Linked DNA regions of Homo sapiens: all the other regions are linked to region 1. Evidence: chromatin contacts called from ENCODE Hi-C or POLR2A ChIA-PET data. All regions are on one chromosome and are shown on one strand. The core of a region is the stretch at or near the end of the contact, and the rest is flanking DNA. Distances in the headings are between cores, read along the strand shown. Region 1 overlaps LY86-AS1 (LY86 antisense RNA 1). Region 2 overlaps FARS2 (phenylalanyl-tRNA synthetase 2, mitochondrial). Region 3 overlaps FARS2 (phenylalanyl-tRNA synthetase 2, mitochondrial).

Region 1 (4,408 bases), core at 903-3,402:
TTCCATATTCTTTTTTTTTTCCCCCCCGGAGACAGAGTTTTGCTCTTGTTGCCCAGGCTGGAGTGCAATGGCGCCATCTCAGCTCACAGCAACCTGTGCCTTTCAGGTTCAAGCAATTCTCCTGCCTCAGCCTCGCAAGTAGCTAGGATTACAGGCATACACCAGCTAATTTTGTATTTTTATTTTTAGTAGAGACGGGGTTTCACCATGTTGGCCAGGCTGGTCTCGAACTCCTGACCTCAGGTGATCCTCCCAAAGTGCTGGGATTACAGGCATGAGCCACTGAGCCCAGCCAGCCATATTCTTTTTGCACTCGATGATTCAGAGGATAACTCCAATGTGGGCCCTACCTTTGTTCCTTTGTGAAAATTAAATTAAATTAATTGGACATTAATTAAATTAACGTTTCAAACAATACACTAAAAAGACTGAGATCATATACAAAACAATGTCTGCACGGATGTTCTGCAGAGGTGGCTGAGAAGGGATCCCACAGCTCCCAAGCCCTTGCCACAACCAGAGGGCAGGGGCCAGTGGGCAGCTGGGTGCAGGGATTATTTGTGAGGAGGGGTTTGGGAGGTGGTTTTAGAGTGTTTCTTCCAAGCCCTCCCTGGCTCTTCCACAAGTGTTGGGGTGAAGTGGTGCAGAGGGAGACATTGTGTCATGGAGCCCTGGGAAGCACTGAGATTAAGAAACCTCTCTCAGGAGGCTGAGATGGGCAGATCACGAGGTCAGGAGTTCGAGACCAGCCTGACCAACATGGTGAAACCCCGTCTCTACTAAAAATACAAAAATTAGCCAGGCGTGGTGGTGGGCACCTGTAATCCCAGCTACTCAGGAGGCAGGGGCAGAAGAATTGCTTGAACCCAGGAGGCGGAGGGGCAGAGGTTGCAGTGAGCCCAGATCGCACCATTGCACTCCAGCCTGGGTGACAGAGTGAGACTGTCTCAAAAAAAAAAAAAGAAGAAACCTCTCTCATTTAGCCTTCTATCTAACGATGTTTCTATACTGACCATGTTTAGAAATTAGCAAATAGCATATGGTCTCAACTAAATTAAACACCCACAGGAAAAAAATAGTTTAAGGAAACATACCAAAAGGATTATTATGTATTTAGAATCCGGGTAATATTTAATTTTTGTTTTCATATATTTCCTTATTTTCCAAAAATTGAGAAGAACATCTACTAGTTTCATAATGAAAAATCATATTTTCTAAATGCCTAAACACACAATGTTTAACATAACACTACGTACGCCGTACATGTATAACATACAATTAGGTAAAAATTATCCACATGGAAAACACCTGGATAGAACTCCCCTCCCTCCACACACACACACAAAAATCCCAGTGTTTTCCTCTGCATAGCGATTTCTCTATACATATCTGTAAATTTTCAAATTTTTATGTAATGGAGGAGGGAAGGGGAAACTTTAAAACACCAGTCCCAGAAATATGGCCCACCTGTGTGTGGGTGGTTAAGGAGCACACCTGGAACATTCACACCAGGTTCCCCTGGGAGCCCAGTGTCCTCCCCCACTCCAAAACCACGCCCGGCTACTTCTTGTATTTTTAGTAGAGATGAGGTCTCACCACCTTGGCCAGGCTGGTCTCCAGCTCCTGAGCTCAAATGATCCACCCGCCTCAGCCTCCCAAAGTGTTGGGATTACAGGCGTGAGCCACCGCACCCGGCGGTTCGTTTCATTTTCCTTCACTACCTTTCCTCGCTCACTCCACTGGCTCGTTCTTGGAGCCCCGACTCCTCTACACTGGGTCCCACTACACTGGCCCTTGGTACATACATTCCCACACTGTCAATCAACTCTTTCACCCCCACTCTGCGAGTCCCATCTCCCCAGGAGCCCGCGAGCTCCTGGGACAAGGATGTGACCATCCCCAAGCTCCTTCTCCAGGCTGAGCTGGGGGTGGGGGGGCTTTCCACAAATAAGATTAAACTGAACAGGCGCCCTTCCTCCCTCAGCCTTTCCTGGCCCTCATCCTTGAATTCCCAGCCCCCAGCTTTGCTTGGGAAATCAAAAGACGCCAAAAGGCAAAAAAACAGCTCACTGGGGAGAAAAACCCGAGTCTCCCTCCCAGGTCAGTAATTAGTGCGGCCGGAGGAAGAGCAGCCCCTGGCACAGTCGGGTCCTTAACAGCTCCCGCCCCAGAAGCTGCCTTCGGATGAACAGCCGGGTGAATCGCCATGAAAAATTAATCAGCCTCCGCCTGTCCGCGGCCTAGATGGGCGCAAAGCAGATGACCTGGCAGGAACCAGCCGCAGTGAAGCCACCGCAACCGCAGCCGCAGCCGCGGAGGGGAGGCCGTGCACCCGCCCGCCGGGAGAGCCGCGCGCCTGAGCCGGGCGCACGTGGGAAGTGGGCCACGAGACTGGAGTCCACCGAGATGGAGGCCCCGGCACTCGGGCTCAGGCCTTTGTGCTTAGCACGTACTGTTGGAATCCAGCACGCCCTGCTCCGGCGGGCGCCTCCGATCCTGAAGCGCGCACCTGGGAACTCACGCACCGCCCAGCCGCGAGGGGCTTGGCCTGGCTGAAAGCCACATTATTCTCGAAAACAACCGTGGGAAGCACACGCTGAGCTCCCGGGGCCCCTAGAGTATGCAAAGAGGCCGGCCCTGCGAGACTAAATAAGTCTCTCCCCCTAGGACCTAGTCCCTTGCCACCGGCTCCCGCGGCCACCGCGCAGCCAGAGTGCACCGTCCCTAGGGCTTTGGCGGTGGCCAGAGCCAGCAAGTGCGGCGGCCTGGAGCTGGGGTGGTGAGGGCGGATGGCAGGTTGGAGAAATGCAGCCGAGCCGCAGGTTTCTAGAGGCCTCTACAGCCCCTGCCATCTGGGCACTGCACAGACAGACGCTGCGTGAGACCTGGAGCTCGCCACCTCCATGCGGCGCTGCCAGCCACTCCGCTGCGGGTGCAGGAGCGTTCCATGTCGGGGACTGAGGGACCAGCGCCGGCTCCCCAGTTTCTCTGCATTGTGAAGTCATTTTCTTAAACTCGGGCTTTAAATAACCACCGATGACTTGCCTACGGGCCACGCAGATGCTATACTCTGACCTCGCTGGGATGTGCAGAAGTATTCTACTGTTTTGCTTTTGAATCAAATTAGGGAGTTTAGAGAAGTTTTAGATTCAGGTCAGGCTTTCCCAGGACCTCCAGGCTGTGGACTGTGCTCGAGCTTAGGCCAACAGCGCCATCTGGTGGTTATGATCCGCATGTACCCGCCAATGCCTGCAGACCGGAGAGAGTGATGTAATGGTCCACAATTGTTCCTGAAGCCAGCTCTGCAGCAGGCCAGATGTTATGGGTGTTTTATACCCCAGTTTTTCGTGTAAGTCACTGAGCGAGGGGGTTTCTTCATAGGACGAATGCTATATGCTGTAATGGAAATTCCCCTTTTTGCAATCTATTCTAGAGAGGGTGGATTTGAAGCTAGGGAGACATAGGACATAAAAAATCCAATCTCTTTGACTCCCAGCCTGACTACCTGACTTTACCAGGTCCCACCAAGACAGGATGTGAATGCATGCCTCTTGATTCCAAGAGGATGTGGAACTGTTTTACATTCCTATGCTGTCATGGCCTCCACCAGCTCATGCATTCCTTCAGGACTGAAAGCAGACTCCACACTGCCTGAAAAATTCCCGGGACACTGATCCTCACCAGAGTTGCCCCTCTGTCCCTCAGACGTCCTTTTATTCCCTTACTACCGCAGCCTGTGGCTGGCCTCCCGCCAGGGCGCTCCAGCACCTCGGACCCCTCAGCTGTCTCTCTACTCTTTGCCTCTTACCTTGACTTGCCCAGCACCCTGCAGTTGCTTTTCTGTCTTTACCCCATCTGGCCAAGACTAACTAGAGAATGTCACCAAACTATGCCAATTGGACCAGCTGCAAATTTAGGCTGTGGGACTTCAGATGAGCCCTCACTGCAACTCAGTTTTCAGCATTTGTTGATTCCTGCATTGCAGATATTCCAAATGTTTCCTTCCAATTTTTAGCTCTTGCCCTTACAGTATCTCACAATTTGAGAAACAACTTCTACTTTACAGAGTTGAAGTTGGCCTCATGTGAGTTTCCTCAATGTTGCCTCTTTTGCCCTTAAAATGTTTGTATCACCTTATTTTTTCATTCTACGTTACTTCAACAGGGAAAAATCCTTTGTCTTTCCAAACCAAATGCATCTGCTTTTATCTCTAACATAAAATATGAAGCCCAAACAAAGCAGGAAAAAAAAACTCAAAATAGAAGCAAAAGGAAACTTCAAGAAACTATCATTAACATTCTCAGAAGAATGAATAAAAAATATTGCACACATGAAAAAAGGATGCCACAAGAAAAGGAATATTCAGGAGGTGGAAAAATCCTATTAGAAATTAAAAAATATGATAGCA
Region 2 (4,408 bases), core at 1,275-3,774, 870 kb before region 1:
GACGTGATCTCGACTCACTGCAACCTTCGCCTTCTGTGTTCAAGTGATTTTCCTGCCTCAGCTTCCCGAGGAGCTGAGATTACAGGCACCCACCATCACGCCCTGCTAATTTTTTTTGTATTTTTATAGAGACGGGGTTTCACCATGTTGGCCAGGCTGGTCTCGAACTCCTGACCTCAGGCGATGGACCCGCCTTGGCCTCCCAAAGTGCTGGGATTACAGGCATGAGCCACCACACCCAGCCCACGTTGAGCAAGTTTCTTAACTTCTCTAGGCCTCAAGGGCTTTAACCACTTGTAATGATGATAATAGTGCACAGTGCTTTCAAGGTTATATTTTAATAATCAATATAAGGTACCTAGTGCAGTCCCTGAAAAAACAAACAGATGTTAATTCCCTTTCTCCTAAGAAAGTAGTCCTGGAATGGGAAAATAGGAGCCATTCCTTGACACGGAGCAGACGTGTTATCCTGGCCTCCTATGCCATTGCCTTCTGTGGTCAGTACTTGAACATTGTGCCCTCGGATTCCATCAACAGATCCTGAGAAACAGAGAAAGTTGCTCCCGCAGGTCCCATAGTAAGCTTGTTGAGTGTTGTCCATTCCTATCACTCAGCCCACCTCCCCCCACCCCCCCGCTGCCTATAAAACCTTTTGTGGGAAATGTTTTAAAAATTAAGCACCAAGGGTTAGTGTGCCTCAAGATAAGGGTAAATTTGACCTTAAGGGTTTTGTAAGTGACCATTTTTCCTTCACTGTGGCTGGGGAGAGCCACCGTATACGTCAGCCCCCAGGGCTTGCTGTTGTGTTGCTCTTTTCCCTGATCTCAGTAGTCCTGTACTTGCTAATATTTTCGCTCATCATATTGCAGTGTATTAGGAGAGGGCTCTGATGCTGTTCTGTGGTATTATAGGCCCAAGTCAAGAGCTCCCAAATCCTGCCCTGCTAGTCATTTGGCCTCCTGATGGCAAACAGAGGTCCTGAGATTCGGAGAGTGAAGCGGAGTGGCTGCCGGCACCACCTTCTCACCTGCAAGAGCACCCAGAGCCTTGTCCGGAGTTGGGCTTATTGGAGGAGCTGGTGAAGGAGAAGAGGCTGAGTTGGCTTAAGCACCCCTTCTGCCTGCCTCTAACCCCACACCTTCAGATCCCTTTAGCTGCTTGCACAGCTCATGACCTATGAACGGGGGTGGGGAAGAAGTAGGCAGAATGGAGTCTGACATGAGAAAAGTGTCAATAACATCCCATTTCTTGTGTTGATTCTTGATTTCTGTTCATATTCAAACATTATTTTGTTGTATATTTTCTTTCGTAGGCCTCCTTAAAATTCTCGTAGAATGAGGCAAGATATAAACACTTACATAGAAGTTAACAGCAGTGTGTTAATGATATATGCAGCCAAGCATAGGCGCTTATGCCCAGAGTGCGCAAGTATACAGAGGACATTCAGTGGCCAAAGTTGGCTAGAGTTGCTTTGGTCCTTGATCAAGTCCTGTTTAGATTTCTCCACCCAAATAAGTTACATCAATACTGACTAGATAATACATATTCAACAGGCAGTACACCCCCTGATCATTGTGGATATCACAATTCAGGAAATCATTTACTTACTAAACATTTTTACTTACTAAACATTTACTTACTAAACTTTTGTGTCCCCTACTAAACTTTTAGCTTCTAGAGAGTAGAAACCATGTCCTGTTGTTCTTTATGCTTATAGTACTTGGCCCACAACTGATGCACAATGGATCACGAGGGGTGACTAGATAAATGAGAATTTTTTAATGGCAAGATGATTCAGAGCAAATGAAATGTAGAATATCATAATATTTTATAAGGAATGGCATTTTGGGCAAGTTATTACTTGTACGTACTTTTAGAAACAGTCTCTTCCTCTAACCAAATGCTTCTGAGTAGGATCCTGCTTTAATGGATAGAAAAACATGAGTTCTCATTAGTATGCACAGCACTGAAGCCCAGTTACATTTTTTTTTTAAATAAGCACACTTTTTAAGTGCTGCCATGCAGTGTCATCGCTCCAAAAGCTTATCACATTGTTCATTTTCTTAGCAGGCTCAGTTCTACTGATGGTGTAAAGTTTCAACCGGGGCTCTTCATAATTATTACGAATTCTTAAGACTGAAATCAGGTGGCTTTTTATTTTTAGTGTCCTTATTGTGCTCACTCAAGACTATATATTCAGCAGTGTGCAGTCTATGCCTGACTGTATAAAAGACTGGAATGTTCACACACTATAATGAATAATGAGTGTCAGTGAACTCATTACAGTAAATCCTTAGGTAATTACTTTCTGCCTTAGTTGGGGGACTTATGGTAGCATAAGCTAAAATTATTTCATCTCCAGACAAACCCTGAGGTGGCTGTTGGAGTTAAATATAATTCATTTGCAGCATGTTTATTATAGTTAAATTTAACTAATTTAGGGCCTGTTGCTGGCCAGAAGCTGAGGAGGAGGAAGTTGCAGTGTCCATGAGTACCTCAGAAAAATGAGGCTTCATGGCCGAGCTTTCAGAGCATGACGTAAGAGTTACTCCCACTCTGTCTCTGCTCTTCCTGTCCCCAGAGCTGGATGGGTTTGTTCATGAAAGTGATTGGCTAATGAGCTCTTCAGGCATAGGATTAATGTGGTGTAGCAAGAGGAAGTCTCAGCGTTGAGCTGGGGCTCTGCTCAGTTCTCTCCTCTGTTTCTGCCGGAACTTCCTGGTGTTACAGAAAGAACTATGGTGTTCAAGGTCACTGTTGTATGAATGGATTTATCAGCAGATGGTGAGGCTCCCCCTTCTCGTGCCCCATTTCCACTCAACACTGTCGGGCCAGTCTGGGCGTTATTTCTTCCTAAGCCTTCCAGCCTGGAAGACTTAGCTCTGGAAAAAATAGGAAAGGACTTACTCCAAGAACCAAGCACATGTTTACAGAGGATGGTTTAACCTTTAAAGATGTTGCCACTGAAGAGTTTTTAGATTAGATTTTGCCTCATGAGAGCTCTTCTGAGCTGGATGGCTTGCTCTACCAAAGATGTTACAGGGACACCCGCAGGAGAAATCGCATCAACGCGGGGAGGTGAGGCTTCTGAGCCATCGCTTGTGTCTAAGAACATAAGCCAAAAATCACTGTAGGGGGACTGTTCCCCAGAAGACAGGGACCTTGCCAGGAGAGGAAACACAATTCCGATCATCGTGAGGAACGTGCATTTGCGGAAGACATTGTCCTACTTTTCCACAAAAATACCATGTCTCCATTCTGGAAATATGTGCACTGTGCTAATTGCTCAAGAGAAGGTAGCAGTTGGAAAAAGTCCAGAGAAGGATGAGTAGATGAACACAGGAATCAGTCGGTAGCCGTGGGAACAGCAAAGCCCCTTCAGTGGGAAGGCAAGAGTAAAGAGAAGACAGCACTGAAGTCTGTGGAATCTAAAGCGGCTTTGGTGGGGTTTCCTCACCGACCCAAAGTGCAGAGCTAGCAGGGTAGGCACACCCACCCGTGCCTGTGGTGGCCCGCCCTAAGACTCTATCCAGGACAGCCACCTCAGCCTCACTATCCCCTGGCCACGTCCTGGCCGTTCAGTCCCACCGTGACGCAGCTTACAAGCTGCAGAACCGTCTGCCTCTCAAGCCAGTGTTCCTCCCACTGTACCACAGTTGCTTCCGTTGGGTCCAGACTCTTCTGAAAACTCCCCTTTTCAATTTTACTCAAACAGATTTTGGCCATGGAAATGGTTTGTGACTTTAACGGGCAAGCTGTGATATAAAAAGTAAACCATGGGTTACATAACTTCAGGGGCAGGTTAACTTTTCCAGAATTCTGGTCTCAAAGTAAAGATTTAGATTTAGTTGAGGCTATAAAAATTCAGGAAAAAATAATAAAGCATTTCTACACCTCCCTCCTTCCCCTTGCGAGCCCCCCTTAAAAATAGCATCTGAAGTTTCATTGTAGCTGAGTCACTGCTTGGTGCGATCTAGGGCTAGGCTGCAACTGGACCTGTCAGAATGAGGCCACAGTGATTCATGATGAAGCTAAGTTTGGTTGCCACTGACAACATGTGTTCCTCTCTGTTCTTTCCCTGGAGTTTGGAGACACTGTATTTTGCCTTTGGATTAGAAACGCCTTTGAGTGGTGAGAGTAATGGGATGAGATGGGCCACTGCAATTAAAGAGCCCTCTGGGCCCTCTTTCTGTGACACCCTAGCCATTTGTTAGGGGAAGGTAGGAGTAATTAACATAACCAAAGACCTTTGGGGCTGTGAAGGGAATTTATCTCCTCTGCCTTTGCAGTTTAGCATCAAGTCAGTCTACCAACCAAGAGCCCCCCAACACCTTTTCTGGGCCCCAAACTGTGCTTCCCATTGAGGAAAGGCAAATGATAGAATATGCGGTCCCTACCCTGAAGGAAT
Region 3 (4,408 bases), core at 1,282-3,781, 820 kb before region 1:
TCGTGCATCATTCAATTAGAAATATTGGTTCAGTGAGTTATGTAACTCTTTTAAGCGTCGACACATTTCATTATCTAAGATCAAAAAATCACATTCATTAGTATCATCACCAATCCTATCAGGAATGCCTTAAGTATTGGGAAATATGGAGACACATTTTCCAACGTTGACAATTTTCCAAATTTGCTTGAATTTTATCATTGGCCAAAAACACTGTCAGTTCTTGAAGTGGCAGGCTCATTGCATTTATTATCTCTGCCATCATTGGTCTGTCAGTACTTCTTCCATGTAAAAATAATGTTCCATGAAAAAGAGTTGCTGGTTCAGCTCACAGTTGAATCTCAGATGCACATTTCCTTGAGACAACCTTGTGCTTCAGCGTGTACCACGGGTTCTCTGTGTGTGTTTCCCACTGAGTCACACAGAATATAAAAAAGGCATATCAAGGGTTGAAACTTAATAAAGGTAATAATTTGTAGTGCTTTTTAAGGACGTTTTAAATATTCTCTTTTTTTCCAGCTTTAATGGATGAAACAAATTGTTGTTTTTTTCCTTGTAAGTGTGAGATGGTAAAAAATGCAGTGACTGCCAGTATAAGCTGGTGCCACTACCTTGATCCCAGCTAAGGCACCCACAGTTTTATCTACTGTTGCTTTTGCACCAAAGATGTAAGTGGCAATACAGCGAAAAGGGCAAATAAAGTCTTAATAGTATGAAAATGCTTTGACCTTACAAATCCCTGAAAGGGTTTTGGAGACCCCCACAGGTCTGCAGAACAGTCTTTTAAAACTCCTCACTAGATATACAGTTTGACATAGACAAGACGTTTTTCTTGTAAAGGGGGAAGATAGATAATAAACAAAATACATCAGGGGTGCTGTAACCAAAACAAAGCAGTGCGCTGTGACAGAGGGGTTATCTCAGGTGGGATGGCCCTGAAAGGCTGCGGAGGCAGTGACGTTTAAGATGAAACTTAAGAGCAGGTCGACTGGGATAGCCAGCCCAGGCTTGATGGCAAGAGCTCACAGGGAATGTTCCAGGGGCAGCAGAAGAACCCCTGTGCTGAGCATGGTGAGGAGGGGGAAGCGCAGGGAGAGAAAAGGTCAGTGAGGCTGTCAAGGGCTACACTGATCGGGCCTGAGGAACCAAGGTGAGAGCTGGATTTTATTCTGAGTGCAACGAGGATGTCCTTGGAGGGGTGTGAAGCAAGGTGAAAGGTCATGTCCACCTTGTAGCCTCAGGAAGTCTCCCCTCACCCCACTTCCACCTCCATTCTTCTCTAGGGGGCCACGACTGGGTTTGAAACTCTAAACCCTAGTTATGAAGTTGTAAATATAAGTAAAAAAGAAAATCCCAAAAGATTACATACAGCATGGTATTCATTTTATAAAATAAACAACTTACTAAAACCTCAGAGCTATCTACAAAGGAAGTCAAGGGAGCAATAAACAAGGATTCAGAACAGTGATTCCCTGAGAGAGGGCAGGCAGGAGGATGAGTTGGGGAAGACTCCACAGATGGACAAAAGTCCTCATCCGAGTTCCGGTTCTGGGGGTGAGTGGGGTTTTGTGGGTGTTTGTGATCTTATTAAGTAAGGGTGAGTGAGTGAAGGTGACAGGCCACGAATGGGCCACTCGCGAGTGTGTCGGGAGCCGTGGGTCATGACAGACCCAAGTACGTGCCCCTGGGTTTGATATAAAAAGAGAATAAGGGTAGAAAAGAAACAAAGCTCATATCTATATATTTCATTTATTTACATGCCGTTTGATTTCTAGCTTGTTCAACCCTAGTTATTGCAAATATCAAGTGTAGTATCATGGGTCATGGGAAAAGGCTGCTGGATTCAAAACTCGGCTTTGTGTGCACCCTTGGACACGCTGCAGACCCTTCCAGGCCTCAGTGTCTTCATCTTCTTCATCTATGATGTGGAATAATTGCAGGATCCGCTCATAGGCTTGTTGAGAACATCGAACAGGACAATGCCTGTGAACCGCTGTCACAAGCCTCTCAGTCACGTTTACTGCACAGGTGGAGATTCTCTCTCCTGTATACACTGCCTCTCTCGATCCATTTTTCCTTTCTTTATGTAACTGGGAAAAACCAAGAATGAAGCAGGTTTGTTTTTGTTTTGCGTGTGAGGAAAAGGTTGTTGAATCTGTTCTCAAGAATGTTTGAATTAAATTCTCTTTGCCTGGGGATGGTATTTTTATCTTATATGATTGTTCTTTGAACAAGCAGTAAGAAAACAAAATGAAATTGGGAGGCTCCTTGCTTTCTTCCTGAAAAGAGGCTTCAGGGCTTTGGGCCAAACTGTGCCTTGAAATGAATTTTAGAAGCGGCCACAGCAGGCGGTCTCTGTTGTGAGGGGCCCAGCTAGTAACAGGCACACTCCCCCAAGACAGAGGAAACACCCTGCAGAGCGGTGGCCACGCTGGGCTGTCCACCGCACAGGGGCTGTCAGAGAAAGAGTGGGCTCGGCGGGAAAGGAAGGGCCGCCCCAGTGGGTTACACGGGAGGCCGCTCCAGGCAAGGGTTTTCAATTTCAGTTCCCTTTTCCCCACACTGCATGGTTTCACTTCTCTGATGGGGCTTAGAATCTGCGCCATTAGGCAGCTTCCACAGCTTAGACGCCTTTCCTAAGGAAGGGTTGGCACAGGGCTGTCAGCCATCAGAGACCTGAGAGGGCAACCACCGGTGCCCTCCCTGCTGGATTCAAGAGGAGCTGGGTGATTCTGGGTTCCAGGATGAAGAGGAGCTAGCAGGGACAAGGAGTAAGCAGAATGTTTGCACACAGGAAATGACAGGGGACTCCGTTGCTGGAGCCATCCCTTCCCTTTGTGGTCATCACGAAATATCCATGACCATAGTAGTGCCACTGTGGCCTGAGTCTCAGGATTGCCTGTGCCCATGAGGTGGCCAGAGCCAGCTCTGAGTCCCCAGGGTGGCCCACAGCCAAGGAACAGAGCCCCCAGGACGCAAAAAGAAACCACCACTAGTTGAGAAGGGAGGAGGAGAACTCCTCTCATGACTGTGCCTGGCAGGAGACAGCGCATCCTGCAGCCTGAGCCTGGTGCTCTACGGGGGCCAGCCGAGGCTAAGACTGTCCCTCACGGAAGGATCTTGAGGCTTCTGTGTCCTCCCCGACACTGGCTGCACTCACCTCCCCTCAGCCTCTGTGCATAGCAGCCCACCGTACTTCAGGACCACTCTTTGTAATCAGGGAATTCTTCTTTACATTGAGCCATAATCTGCCCCATAATTTCCACAGATGAATCCTAATTCAGGTCTCCACAGTAACATGAAATACATCTGCCCCTTTTTGGAATATATGTTAGGTCTACTCTGTGTCCTGCACCATGCCAGGCAGCAGACAAGACACAGACATAGACCTTTCCTTCCAGGAGACTAAAACGTAGTGGGGCAGATGCCATTAAACAAATAATCACACAAAATTCTAAAGATGAAATGAAGTTTCTCGCTATTACCGTGTTACCACACGTGGAAAACAGTCAGCTATGTCTTCTGTCTAAGGGAAGGTATTTTGCAATGGCCTGACTTAAAAGCCGTGGGATTTCCATGAAATCTCTGGATGATGCGGAGCAGACACCCCAGTGCTGAGCAGCTTTCTTTAGTTGAAAGAGAGGGTTAGTGATGGCCAAATTCGTAGCCTGTTTTGGGGATGGCGTGATGACTTTGAACATGGGCGCTGGGGTGTATGGAGGAAGGTGAAAGGTGTCCGTGGGGAGAAAATTGGAAAGGAGCTTTGGAGGCAGGTTGGGCAAGGCATTAAGTGCCAGAGTAAGAAGTTGGAACTGCGTTTGATGATCATCAGGTGAGAAGACCTTTGAGCAGGGAGGGAAGTTAGGTCTGAGTTTTGAGGCAGTTATTTTAAAATGGTTCCAAGCATGGCCTCTGCAGCCTGGCTGCCCGGGCTCCAGTCCTGGCCACTGGCAGTGGGAAGAGTTACCTGGCCTCCCTGTGCCTCAGTTTCTACATCTGTAAAACAGAAATAATAGTGGTATGTACTTAAAAGAGCAAATGAGTTGATGCATGTGACATTTTTGGAGCTTTGCCTAGCTGTGGAAAAGTGCTTTAAAAAGGTTAGCTGGGGCCAGGCATGGTGGCTCACACCTGTAATCCCAGCACTTTGAGAGGCCAAAGCTGGTGGATCAGTTGAGCTCAGGAGTTCGAGACCAGCCTGGCCAACATGGCGAAACCCCGTGTCTACTAAAAATACAAAAATTAGCTGGGCGTGGCGCGCACACCTGTAATCCCAGCTACTCGGGAGGCTGAGGCAGGAGAATCGCTTGAACCAGAGAGGCAGAGGTTGCAGTGAGTCGAGATGGGGCCACTGCACTCCAGCCTGGGCAACAGAGCAAGACTCTGCCTCTAAATAAATAAATAAGGG

Evidence for each region. Hi-C counts contacts between places; a loop is a spot of excess contacts on that map. ChIA-PET counts read pairs that join two places held with the same protein, here RNA polymerase II (POLR2A). Pooled maps may share reads with other maps.
Region 2: a map of naive thymus-derived CD4-positive, alpha-beta T cell shows a loop between it and region 1 (5-fold over the local background). The contact joins two enhancer-like sites. A Hi-C loop is called at or near these places in 2 of 168 maps with a recorded cell type or tissue (mammary epithelial cell and naive thymus-derived CD4-positive, alpha-beta T cell) and 5 of 50 pooled maps. POLR2A ChIA-PET finds 5 or more read pairs at or near these places in 1 of 52 experiments (naive thymus-derived CD8-positive, alpha-beta T cell).
Region 3: a loop to region 1 is called in a map with no recorded cell type, with 6 times the contacts of the local background. The contact joins two enhancer-like sites. A Hi-C loop is called at or near these places in 4 of 37 single-sample maps with no recorded cell type and 4 of 50 pooled maps. POLR2A ChIA-PET finds 5 or more read pairs at or near these places in 1 of 52 experiments (naive thymus-derived CD8-positive, alpha-beta T cell).

Annotation. Positions count from the first base shown.
Region 1 is chr6:6,544,024-6,548,431 of GRCh38, forward strand. The region is part of intron 3 of LY86-AS1 (LY86 antisense RNA 1); the gene reads right to left. Among named protein-coding and RNA genes, the nearest start is that of LY86, 42 kb to the right of the region's middle. RefSeq lists enhancers at 2,980-3,039, 3,120-3,169, 3,260-3,309. Within about 2 kb of position 2,153, at least 5 of the 41 ENCODE cell types and tissues checked have a DNase peak (open chromatin) inside an H3K27ac peak, as active enhancers do.
Region 2 is chr6:5,668,752-5,673,159 of GRCh38, forward strand. The region is part of intron 6 of FARS2 (phenylalanyl-tRNA synthetase 2, mitochondrial); the gene reads left to right. All of the region lies in intron 2 of LOC101927950 (a long non-coding RNA gene), which reads right to left. Among named protein-coding and RNA genes, the nearest start is that of FARS2-AS1, 210 kb to the left of the region's middle. RefSeq lists an enhancer at 3,991-4,408. Within about 2 kb of position 2,525, at least 13 of the 41 ENCODE cell types and tissues checked have a DNase peak (open chromatin) inside an H3K27ac peak, as active enhancers do.
Region 3 is chr6:5,721,545-5,725,952 of GRCh38, forward strand. The region is part of intron 6 of FARS2 (phenylalanyl-tRNA synthetase 2, mitochondrial); the gene reads left to right. Among named protein-coding and RNA genes, the nearest start is that of FARS2-AS1, 270 kb to the left of the region's middle. RefSeq lists an enhancer at 2,443-2,762. Within about 2 kb of position 2,532, at least 13 of the 41 ENCODE cell types and tissues checked have a DNase peak (open chromatin) inside an H3K27ac peak, as active enhancers do.